2 separate regions of the Mus musculus genome follow, and region 2 is linked to region 1. The links are chromatin contacts, found by POLR2A ChIA-PET in ENCODE. All regions are on one chromosome and are shown on one strand. Each heading gives the region's core, a stretch centred on a gene start or an enhancer-like site at or near the end of the contact. The rest is flanking DNA. Distances are from core to core; before and after follow the strand shown.

Region 1 (6,670 bases), core at 2,196-4,695:
GAATGCACCAGGCCCTAGGTTCAACCCTGGGATAAGGGAGGGAGAAAAGGAGAGGGGAAGAGAAAAGAAAGAAGAAACCCAATTTAAGGATTAAAAAACAATCTATCCTGCAAACTGAGCTAGTGTGGTTTTATTAATGAGTCAAAATGTACTTTATGGTTTTTTTTAAAAAAAGGATTAGCAGAAATAAAGATCATCACAAAGTGGCAAACGGTCACACAAGCGCGCACACACAACTTCTTCAAATGTTTAGGCCTTTATGAGGAGGTCTCACAAACATTCATGTTAGTTTATCAGGGTTGCAGCACACATAAATCCACTGTGGGGTGGGGAAGCTTGCAGCCCTCTGGATCACGAGATGAAAACACGGGAAATGCTAAGTGCATAGGACACTAAGAACACAGGGAGAGGTGATCAGCAGGACAGCAAAAGCTGAAGGGGAGGGTCAGGTCTGCCCTGCTGGCTGCAGAACAGGACTCAAGGCAGCCAGAGCCAGGCTACAGGCTGGACTGACTATGAGACAATGAAGTCAGAAGCCAATATCCAAGAGGTGAGTAAGGCAAGCCCATTTGCTCAAATTTAAGGAATGCAGTTATAAAGAATCCCTTCTAGCCGGGTCTGGTGTGCAGGGCCTCATGAACCCAGCCCGAGGAAGGGTTGAAGCAGGGGAGAAGGAAAGAAAGGACGAGCCATAAGTCATCCATCGGTTCCAGGATTGGCATCCGTCAATCAATGCAGCGGAAGTCAGAAGAAAGGGGGGAAAGCAAGTATTGAGTCAGTACACACAGAAAACATGTTGATAACGTGATCACGTTACATGTAACCAAGATCTAGAGTAGGAAAGGATGTCCTTAGAAGACACAAAAGCCACAAAGGACAAAGCATAAAAGAACACAGTACTGGCTGACTTCATTATAGAACCTCACCAAAAATACCAAAGGAGGGGAAGGAAGGGGAGGAGGCAACATGCTGGAAGGTGTTTAAAATACACTAACCACAGAGCCTTCTTCAGAACGCACAAAGAACCCCTGTGGATCAAGAAGAAGAGAAAAATAAAGAGAAGAGCGGATGTGGAAGCAGCATGAGAGGTGATGGCTAAACAAAACACATTAAAAGCTGGTCTACATGTGATCACACAAGAGAATCAAAGACACACTGACATGGTCACAATAACACATACCAGCATTCCCAGGACTCAAAAGGCTTTGGCAGGAGAAAGAATGAGTCTGAAGTCAGTCTGGACTCTGTACAGAGTGAGTTGCAGGCCAGTGTGGGCTATAGAAAGACTCTTGCTCAGGGGTTAAGAGCATGTTAAGAACTACCTGTTAAGTTCAGCTCGGGGGATCCAAGGTCTCCGAGGGCTTCACACACATACCCATACTCAGACACACATATCCATGCATAAAATAAATCTGGGAGAGAGAACACAGAAGAAGGGAAGGGGAGAGGAGCGGAGAGAAAGTGAAGAATCTTCAGCAGGTAACAGTGGTGGACTCCCTGGCCTGTGACTTTCATCCTCTTCTGGGGGAAACAGATTCCAGCAAACTTGCATGACCCCAGAAACATATTATGTACATTCCTTACAAAAGTGTCCACACTGGCCCCAGGAGATGTGTCCATAGAAACATCATGTAATGGAAGTCTGGCAATACTATAAATGCCTTATCAACCAAGTAACAGTCATATAAAGGGATTCAAATCACACCGTGGAATCCAGGACAGTGACAAAGAAAGCAAGGCTGCTCACATCCACATGGGTACTGCTCAGAACACACTGCATGCAAGCTGGGCACTGTGGCTGCCTTTCATCCCAGCACCCTGAGGCAGAGGCAAGTAGATCTGAGTTCAAGGGTAGCCTGGTCTCCATTGCCAGTTCCAGGTCAGCCAGGGAAAGAGAAACTGTCACAAAACAAACCACAAACACACAAAACCACACCATATGCAAAAAGCAAATCACACATTCACAAGGATGCCAAACACAGAAAGAACTGTACACAGCGATCATGGCAGGGCCATAGCAACTCAGTGAGGCCTATCAACAGCAAGGAAAACAGAATTCAGAGTAGTGGGAAACTTTGTAGAGGAGATTCAATGGGGGGCTGGGGGTATGGAATAATACGTTTCTTAATCTGGTGGTGCTACACCTGAGGTGTTCATTTTATCTTCATAAGTATGTTACAAAACAAAAATACTTAAAGACAACTTAAATATTAATTAGAGAAGAGTGGTACAGAAAAAGTTCAAATGGTGTGATGTGGGGAAAGGGGTCAGAAAATGGGTGTGGAACCGATCACAGGAGCCATGCTTGTTTGTGGCTAGGATGGCAACTATCTGCAATGAGGGACTCTGCAGAGAGGATTAACCATAGATAGGTGCAGCCCACTCAAAGGACTTTAAAACCAAGGCGTTTACAGAATAAGCAATGCTTGGGTACAGCATGGGTGGCCTGTGCTAGGCAGTGTTAATCCGCTGATGGCACAGCCTGGTTTGAAACGCACCAGAACCTCATGAGGAACAGTGTTCCCCAGGAGGGAGCTGGGGCTACAAAGGTACACAAGTGATGGCGATAGTGACGGACAGTACTGCAAAAGCAGTTTCTTTTAAGGCACTGCCAGTCCCAACCGTGGTTGCTGGGCAGTGGTGGTGTACACCTTTAATCTCATCACATGGGAGATAGAGGCAGGCAGATCTGAGTTCAAGGCCAACCTAATTTACAGAGTGAATTCCAGGACAACCACGGCAATAAAGAGAAAACCTGTCTAGAAAACATAACCACAGATGATTAGATAGATTGCTTAGATAGGTAGGTAGATGATAGGCAGACAGACAGAACAAACCATGATCTAGGTTCCTTCTCTAGACTTCTCCAGTCTTGGTCTGGGTTAGAGGTGTTATTTATGGTTATCAGTACGAAATGCAACAAAACACAGAGCACAGGAATCCTATACTTTTCCAAAATCGGACAAACGGATGATTCTGAACACATTTAGCCTCAGGCTTTCAAATGCTGGCTCCACAAACAAAACAAAAAGGGGGGGGGGGAGTGGGGAGGCGGGGCACGCAAGGGGAGGGTGTGGTCGTTTTGAACAGAAGGGTACAAGTGGCTGTCACCAAACAGTGTCAGTGACAAGGCACACTTTCTCCGCCTGACCCATCAGGCGATCGGGAGTCAGGAGCTACAGGAGTTCCAGGTCAGCCTAGGCTACATGGTGAGAGCATGTCTCGAAAAGACAATTTTTTAAAATTTAAATTAACAAATAAACAACTTATGTTGTTATAGAGCTGTTCCAACCCCTGCCTTTTGCGGGCTTCAATATCTCGTCAGCGCCAAAGCCCGCGCCGACCCCATGGTCGATCCCGTTGCCCACAGATGCCCGCTCTGGTCCCCGCAGCACCCCAAAGCCTTCATACGTACCGCAAACCAGCGAGATCACGCCGGAAGCCATATCGGAGCCCGCCTCCAGGGCGGAGAGATCGCCAGACTGGAGCTCCTACTGGTGGGCTACGCGCATTCTCCCGCTCACCAGCGGAGTACTTCCGTTTTCCCCGCCCGCTCTGTTGCTATGGCGCCTTGGCACCTGTGAGCCGCCTTCTGAGCTACGCGGTTTCCCGCGCGGTTTTCGTACTTCCCGGAACGGCTTCCGCCGCCCCCGCCTCTCGCTCGCTGGAGGAGAACCCACGGCGGGACGATCCACGGCCCACGGCCTGTGTCGTAGTAAAACTACTGCAGGCTTTAGACTGGAGACGAAGAATGGCTTTTGTTTTCCTGTGGCCTGAGCTAGAAACTTGGCTCTGCCGCTACTGGTTGAGCGGTGACCTTTCATGGAGCTACTAAGTGGAGTTAAAACAGCCGGTTCTGGGGTCCGCGAGCGTAATCTGTAAAGTGCTTGCTGCCCAGGCAAAGAGAGACCTTGTATCAAAAAACAAAGTGGAGGCCTTCCGAGGAACCACATCTTGCGTAGACCTCTGGCACACACACACAGAGGAAAAAGCATAAGAGACGATCTCACACACACACACACACCAGTCCTGAATACGAGATTTAAAAGAACTAATTGTTCCTATGCAGCACACACACACAGAGGAAAAAGCATAAGAGACGATCACACACACACACAGAGGAAAAAGCATAAGAGACGATCACACACACACACCAGTCCTGAATAAGAGATTTAAAAGAACTAATTGTTCCTATGCAGGTGACCCCTCTGGCCTGCTCTCAGGGACCTAGCGGCTGCTTAAGTCTTCACCCAGGTGCGTGTTGTGGAGAAAAGGCCTCCACCCCAGCCATCCTAGGACTCTCTTCTCTGTCGCTCTGCCTTCTGTTTCTCTTTTGCTAGGCTCTTTTTCTCCGGGTCTCATGGCGACTTCTTTGGCCTCGTTCTCTGAGACCGTTGAAACTGCCCGAGAGTTGCTCCCGGTAAACCTGCTTTTATATTTTTAATTCAGCATGATCTGGCTTATTACGTCAGCGGAGACATTTACTACCTGGGGCAGAAACTTTTTACTAATGTGCAGGGAAAACTAGGACGGCCGCCGAGAAGTGTGGTGTGGTACTGCCTTAGCCACTCTCATCTAAGAATTGTGAGGCCTGATGAAATTGCCACAAGGGTAACTTCAAAGAAATCACTTCTGCCTGCTCAAGGCTTTTCCTTTCCGAGAATTCCAGATGCACGTCTCAGAGCTGGAAATGCAGCCTCGCCCAGGAAAAGTGACTAATTATACAACCGTACGAAGTGCACAGTCCAATCTCTGAAAACATACATGGCCTCTCACCACCCCTGGAGTCTTGGACAGCTTCTTATCTTCTGGAGAGCTCTTCAACTGAGTAGGGAGACTAACAATACAGAGGTCATTAAAAGCTTCATCTCTGGAGGTGGAAGGCCAAGGTCAAATCCTGGTTCTTGAACCCAAACTCTCTCATCTCTAGGACAAAGCACTCCGCCAGCCCTAGCCTTATCCTGGCCATTTATAAAGAACCATAGTATCAAACTGAGGACAGGGTTATGAAGATGAACTGTGAGCCACTGGGGGTGGGGTGAATAATAAATTCTTGGTAACTGAACTATCAATGACAAAAAACTTTGTATAAACTCTGAAAACAGCCCTCATGGGAAGCTCGAACAGTTGGTTTGCCCTGAAGTCTTAAAAAGCCTTTCAAACCATTGTCAGTATTCAAAGTCAAGGGGATGTCTCAGTGGGTGAAGACACTTGCCACGCAAGCCTGAACTGAGAGACGCAGTCGTTTCTTTCCTTACAGACAGGTTTAGAAGCTGAAAGCCCACTTTCCCTAATGCTCCCAGCTCCTGAAAAGCCTTTTTGTTCCTTGTTCATCCAATACACTTGTTGAACCAGGTGTAATCTGCTACCTGATTTCCCTGAACTGCTTAAACCTGTAAGAGAGTCTACATTCTCCCTCAACTCTCTGCCCCTTCTCAGACTGCTTTTTGGCTTAGCCAATCAGGAATAGATTGTGGGGTTGAACCTCAGCCTTGAGGAACAGCCTTGAACTGAAGATGAGACAGGACGGTTTGGCTACGTGTGATCTGTTGACCAAGCATGGCACACGTTTTAACAGAAAAGCACTGCCTTGCTGCTAACTTTCGTCTGGTGGTATATTTGTTTTGTGACACCAAAATACTCATTTTTCAACTAGACCCATATGGTAGAAATACTGACTCCCAAAAGTTGTCCTCATGTGCACACAGACACACACAAATAAATGTTATCAAAGTAAGGGTACCTCACAGAAGACTGGCATATCCAGCATTTTGCCTTGGCAGAGTCTGTTTGGAGTTGGGGAGAGCCTCACCTCTGTTGTCATGACAATGTGTTTTCCTCTTGTCTAAGATGGAAAAAGTGAGGAGCAAAGATAGAACCCGGGAACAGCAGCAATCCCAGGGGCCAAGGCCCAAGGAAAGAAGTAGAGGCCCCAAAGACAACAATGTACAGGACAGCCATTTCCATAGGGCAGCCAGGAATCTAGAACAGACTCCAAAAGGAGTGAGGCATCGAAGCAGGGGCAGCTGAGCGTTCTCTTAGGAAGTGCGGTGTAGAAAGGGAAGCCTTGAAAACTCAGTAGCCAGCTGGAATAGAGACATTGGGGCCTCAATGTCTTCTATTTCCTCTGCCATGATGCTTTCTATTTTCTCTATAAAGGAGTCTGATGCTGTCTAGTGATGCTGAGGAAATGCCAGGGAGGAGGGTGAGAGGACAGAGCTAGAAGATTTAGAACACACATCGGGAACATCGGGATAAGTGCAGAAGAGAGGCAAGGTTTGGCACCATGACCGCAGAAGCAAAGGCTAGCTGAGCCCAGAGGCAAAGCTAATCTGGAGTCACCTTAAAGTGCCCTTTGGGGCCTGTGCAGCTCACTCCCTGTAAAGCCCCTGCAGGGCGCTGCCTTGAAGTGATGCTCTGTGGCTATGACAGAAAGCAGAGGACAGGGGATATTTCTCTTCAACCCAGGCCACAGGAAAGTTCTGGCAATAGAGAATGAAGAGGCTAAGTCAGTCGGAGGGTTCAGTGAGATGAACTGGCTCAGTGGGCCTGAGAAGGCAGTGTTGAAATCCAGTCACCTGGCAGCAGTCCTTCCCCTACCTAGCACAGGCACCTCCTGAGACATGGCCTTTTGAGTGTAACACACTTCCAGCTGCCAGGATTTCTCACC
Region 2 (6,064 bases), core at 628-3,127, 47 kb before region 1:
AAATTCTGACTTAGTAAAGAGAGCTTTAAATATATATATATATATATTCGAAAAGAGAAAAAAAAAAAGACCATAGCTTATCATTGTAGTAGAGAGCTTGTGGTCAGAAAGTCTGCAAGTGCCCTGAAGACTAAACAAGAAGAGCTGACAGAGAAGGGGCTGGGGGAAAGGACATATGGAAGTCAGAGGTCAATGGTGGGTATCTTCCCAAATTGCTCTCCATCTCATTTTCAGACAATGTTGATAAGCCACCACCACTGAAATGAGACAACTTAAGCCAGATTAGATTGTATTAAAGGCAGGTTTATTGGAAAAACTGTTCTTGGGTGGGCAAGCTCACTGGCCCCAAGTCCAGGGAAGTTGAGCCATGGGTAGTGGGCGGGGGGTTGTTACAGGGAGGGGAAGAGTGAAGGGAGGGAGGGAGAAAGAGAGAAAGGGGCCCCACACACAGAGTGAAGAGAGAGACCAAAATGTCTGGATTATATAGGGAAGAAGAGCTTCTGGGGGGAAGGGCAGTCCAGCCCCCACGCTAGAAAGTTCAGGGTTGGGAGCAGGGTATGCCAGGTAGGGACTGAGGGATTCTGGGAGAACCTGGAGGCCAGGTCTGCTTTGGTGTGTAAAATATGCACCCGAGTCCCTTGTCCTGGGGTTCAAAACCAAACAAGCATCTCTCACTGAACCTTGATCTCACTGACTCTGCTGGGCTGACAGGACAGAAACCCTGGGGACCCTCCTGTCTCTGCCTCCCCAGTTCTGGAACTGCAGGTGCTTGCCCCTGCACTTGACTTTTTACTGAGAATTTACAGCCAGGCCCTCACACTTGCAAAGCAAGCACTTAAACGACTGCTCATCTTCCCAGTTAGAGCTTTTCTTTCACAGGAAAGAAATCCAAAGCTAGAAAATTCAGGAAATAAAATAGAAGGGTGGCCTGCTAATATAGCAGGTCAGAGCTACTACACCCCGGGTGTCAGCCTGTGCACAGCTGCATGGGGACCAACATGCAGGCACCTAATTTGGCTGTCCAGCATTTTGTTGATAAGTGGGGACAAGTAGTTCGATTAATCACTTATTAAACCAAGCATGAGTTAGGTGTGGTGGCGCATGCCTTCAATCCCAGCACTCTGGAGGCAGAGGCAGACGGATTTCTGAGTTCGAGGCCAGCCTGGTCTATAAAGTGAGTTCCAAGACAGCCTGGGCTATACAGAGAAACCCTGTCTCACACACACACACACACACACACACACACACCCTAAAAACAAACAAACAAACAAACAAAAGACCAAGCATGGAACTTTGGAATGCTGGCCTGTCACAGAGAATGAAGGGATATCCTGGAGTTCTGTCTAAGTCCTATTGGAAGGATGTTTTCCTTGCAGAGACAGGCTGTGTGGAGTGGTGTGGCAGCAACCGATTCAGTGTTCCTGAGAAAACGAAAACTGAGGAGTGCCACATCCCGACTCAATCCCTGCTGACCAGTAGAAGTCACACTCCAAATCCAAGGCTAGCAGATCGCTGCAGGGAATCGTTTGCTGCTGCTGCTCCAGGCACCTCTGGAGTCAACCGGGAGAGAATGCTCGAAACTCAAAACTCGAACTGACTGCCACACCACTCCACATAGTCTGTCTCTGCAAAGAAACCATAGGCCAACTCACGGAAACCAGTCCTGCAAGCAGTACTTGTGGGCTCAAATTATATACGTGACTTCTAAAATCATGTGGCTATTTTTCTTCCACCTCGGCTTCCTACTCTGTAAAATAGGGAGAACTCATTATCTGAGTTGGAAGGATTGGGTAGTCGCAAGTGACAAACTGCTCTGCAAGGTATGACCCGGAAAAGAAAGCTCAAGCCTCCCAAGTCTTTGAACCGGAGGAGGGCGGGGCCTGGCATCGATTGCTCCGCGTTCCTCTAGGCACCCGTCGCGATCAGCCGAGTCAGAAGTGATCGATGCTCTCGGTGTAGTCGGTGATAAAGCCAGCCGAAGAATCTTCGCCCGGACGGAACCAGTCGTCGCCAGCAACGAGAGACACAAACAAGTCCAAGCGCCAGAGAGGTTAGTTGGAGCTCCAGGCAGCTGCAGTTGCTTAGACTTGCAGCCTGGCCGTGAAGGACGGATTGCGCAGGCGCCATGCTAAAGCCCGGCGCGGGCGAGCCGGGACGGTTTCACGCAGGCGCCTTGGGAGGCCTGGGAGCTGCTTGAAAAGCCGCGTGCGTAGTAGCTATCTGCTCCCCACAAACAGTTGAAGGAGCTGCTAGGGATGTCAAATAGCGCATGCGTGCAACTGTCGTGCCCTTCCCTTTTAGGCTTCGGTTAGTGGTTCAAGTGTGAGGATAGGTTTAGTGGCGAGACCGGCCCACATAACCACGCCTGCGCCGTCTGTCCGGAAGGCATGGCTGCGGCCACTGCTACCTGTTTCCAATCTCCATCCTCGAACCCGTTCGCCCAAGTCCGCCTGTCCCCCGTAAGCGGACAGAGGTCCACAGCAACAACCAAAGACTTCCTGGGAGTCGGGGCGTCTTCTCTTAGGCCACTTAGCCAGCCCTCCAATCCAGACTGTCCAGAAGGGCGTGAGCAGCCGGGTACTTTGAGAGAAGGACTGCACGTGCTTTCCCTAGACTGTTGTTCATGCTAAGGCATCCAGCATCCCGCTTAGCAACCAAAACCGGTTTCTGTAATGCATCCCCAAAAAGTGCACTTAGGAAGCGAGGCTTGATTCCGTTCGGCCCCGTTTTTGGCTCCTTTGGTTTTGGTGTGAGCAGCTTAGTTCACTTAGGAAGCCCAGATAGAACCACACAGATTAGATCCTGCACCCTTTGGGTGACATCCTTTCGCAAAAAGCGTCGTTTTGTACACCAACAAATGGGCCTTTATTTAAAGACCTTTTAGAATTAAGGCTACAGAGAAACGTTTTGTGCAACCCGCACCTGGCCATTACTTGAAAGCAGTGCCTTTTGCCTGACACGTGAATGTAGAATACCAGAAGGCCACCTTGCAAGCAAAGACACAGCCCCTACCAACTTCAAAAGCAAAGCAATGGCCGGCAAGATGTCTTTAAGGCCTATTAACTGTTGCACTGTGGGAGAGAAACTTATACTGGAACATATGAGGCCATTGAGGCTGGTACATGTGGCCTGTGTTTGGGTGATTGTGGGTGTCATTTTACCAACAATAACCCCCGGTTTTGTTTGTCTAGGCTCTTAAATTTATAGTCTCCTGGTTTAGGTGGTGAATTCCACAGTTAGGCCATCTATACCTGACTATTGGAAGCCTATTTATACATCTCACAATAAACTTTTATATGGTACTCTGGGAAGCCAATTTAGAGGCTAGTGTGGGTACACTGTTAAAGACTGGTTTATAAACCAACAGTTGCTCCCTTCTGTGGCAGGCCTTTTGGTTAATACTGCCTTTTCTAAGAGGCAATTCGGGGAGAGGGTATAGGAAGCCAGGCCATACTTATAGCCAGGTTACAGGGCCACTTAGTCTGGTCCTATCTGTGTCAGACCGGGTTGTGTGGGAGCACTGGGGGGTTGACTTGAAACCTGGGCTTGAGGCCATAGAGAAAGGCAGTCCAGGCAGTATACACTGGAAGGCCTGTTCAAGCTTCTGGTTGTGTGAAGACTGTTGCTTTGGGCCCACATCAGACCAGCTCCTCTGGAAACATTCATGGAGCCTAGGATCCTACAGTGGACAACTGCTGAATCCTGGAGCTCTTATAAAGAAACCTTGACACATTGGCTGTAAAGCCAAGGCAAAATGTGCCTTCACCTGGCGCATGGATTGTACCTGTTAGCTACTGTCTTAGTTAGGGTTTCCATTGCTGTGAAGAGACCATGACCAAGGCAACTTTTATAAAGGACAGCACTTGGGGCTGGTTTTACTTGGGGCTGGTTTACAGGTTCAGAGGTTCAGTCCATTATCATCATGGCCGGAAGCATGGTCGAATACAGACATACATGGTGCTGGAGGAGACAAGAGTTCTACATCTTCATCGAAAGGAAGCCAGGAACAAACTGTCTCCCACATGGCTGGGAGGAAGGTCTCAAAACCCACCCCCACAGTGACACACTTTCTCCAACAAGGCCACACCTCCTAATAGTGCCACTCCCTGGGCCAAGCATTTTCAAACCACCACAGCTATTACACCTGAGTTACCAAAAATATGTCAGTGTCAAGGAAGGAAAAGAACTTCCCCTTCCAGTCACTTAACCAAGAGTGAGTCCAGATCTGAGTTCTCTGTCATGCTCCCTGTGTCTTGTCCTCTGTCTGTCTGTTGCACTAGTCTGGATCAGTGCCGTCCTGAAGGCCGTCTATTGAATTGTTTTAGCCCTGTGTCTGACTGTTCTATGCGTGCCTGTCTGTCTTGTATGTGACTGCCTCTGTCTCTGGGTGTGTTGTGTGACTATCCATCCCTCACAAAGGGCTTCACTCTGTATTTCTTGAACAGTACAGAAAGCATCACAAGGGCAAGGAATAGGATACTTTATAGGCATCTTTAATGGACACCGGCTCCCATTGACCTAGACAGTAACAGTCACTGTGTTTCAACCCGTATCCACAAATGCTGCTTTCAGCTCTTACGGTAGATTGGAGGAGGTTACTTTGAACTTTCAGCAAATGATTCAGTGGCATCATCCGATTCAGAGGCATGAAGGAGTACATGACTTAATATGATAGCTCTGCATTAGCCTAGGTTGTAAAAGTTGAATTCACGGGAAACCCTATACAAGTAAAGTTGATTAATATAGTCTTCTCTTAAAGGCAGGTTAAACAGCTTGAGTACACAGTAGCATGACAGCCTTAATACAGGGTGTATTATTAACTTTGGCTGTGAGGTCAAAATTCCAGTCATTTAGAATATGAGATGTTTATATAATATTGCCCCACCAAAACTTGGCCCTCAGCAATTAACTGTAATTTAAATTGCTTATAATTACTACAGCTAGCTCATGTGGCTGAGAGAAGACGATTTACTAATAGCCAGTGTGAGGCACTCTCCCAGAAGGCTCTTTCATGCAGTCTACAACTGGAGGTCATTCTCTTCAAGGCCATTGGAAGTAGCAGCTTATAAATGTTGGGTTTCAGCTGGGCGTGGTGGCACACGCCTTTAATCCCAGCACTCAGGAGGCAGAGGCAGGCGGATTTCTGAGTTCAAGGCCAGCCTGGTCTACAGAGTGAGTTCCAGGACAGCCAGGGCTACACAGAGAAACCCTGTCTCGAAAAACCTAAATAAACAAACAAACAAACAAATATTAAAATAATAATAATAATAAATGTTGGGTTTCTGGGGCAATATAAAGAGACAAACGGCAGGAAGAGACAGAATCTGATATCAATAGATGGGACTTTATTTCAAACAGTGGAGGACAGACACTCTCCTGTGGGGAAAGGAGTACCTGTAAGAGAAAAGGCGGGTTGGACCCCTTCCTAGAGGCGGGGTGCTTCACTTAAGGATGAGGAACTTGTTGCGGCTGTAGAGAACTCCATGTGGGCCTGCAGTCCCTCTTGCTGGAATTCTAGGTCTCAGGCAGGACAGAGCATCTTGGAAGACAGGCCTTTAATCTGGGCCACACCTTCTGGTTAGCAGCCTATATAAAGGACGTGGAAGCAGGAAACTGGCTCTTTGCCTGCTTGTCCTCACTCTTGATGGCAAGTTCACTCCTTCACTGGCATTAGAGTTTATTTGTTCAGGATTTGGCCATATACTGGAGACCAGCTGAGACATCCAGCCTAGTATACTGAACAACTACTGGATTCTTAGACTTTCTGTTGGTAGACAGCCATTGTTGGACTAGCTGGACCACAGCCTGTAACATACTTTAATCAATCAATCAATCTCTCCCTTTCCCTCTCTCTTCCTCCCTTCCCCCTTCTCTAGTATACATACACACACACAAATTATTTTATCAGTTCTTTTCCTCTAGAGCAACAGTTCTCAACCTGTGAGTCATGACCCCTTTGGGGATCAAATGGTCCTTTTACAGATGTCACATACCAAATATTTACATTATTATTTATAATAACAGAAAGTTACAATTATGAAGTATCAATAAAAGAATTTTGGGT

The links. ChIA-PET counts read pairs that join two places held with the same protein, here RNA polymerase II (POLR2A).
Region 2: POLR2A ChIA-PET joins it to region 1 with 19 read pairs in embryonic stem cell. The contact joins the promoter of Kdm8 here to the promoter of Nsmce1 in region 1. POLR2A ChIA-PET finds 5 or more read pairs at or near these places in 4 of 5 experiments (Patski and embryonic stem cell).

The regions. Positions count from the first base shown.
Region 1 is chr7:125,487,998-125,494,667 of GRCm38, forward strand. It overlaps Nsmce1 (NSE1 homolog, SMC5-SMC6 complex component), which reads right to left and starts at 3,446. Exons shown (of 8, transcript NM_026330.4): 1 at 3,416-3,446.
Region 2 is chr7:125,442,743-125,448,806 of GRCm38, forward strand. Kdm8 (lysine (K)-specific demethylase 8) reads left to right here and starts at 1,878. Exons shown (of 8, transcript NM_029842.5): 1 at 1,878-2,050.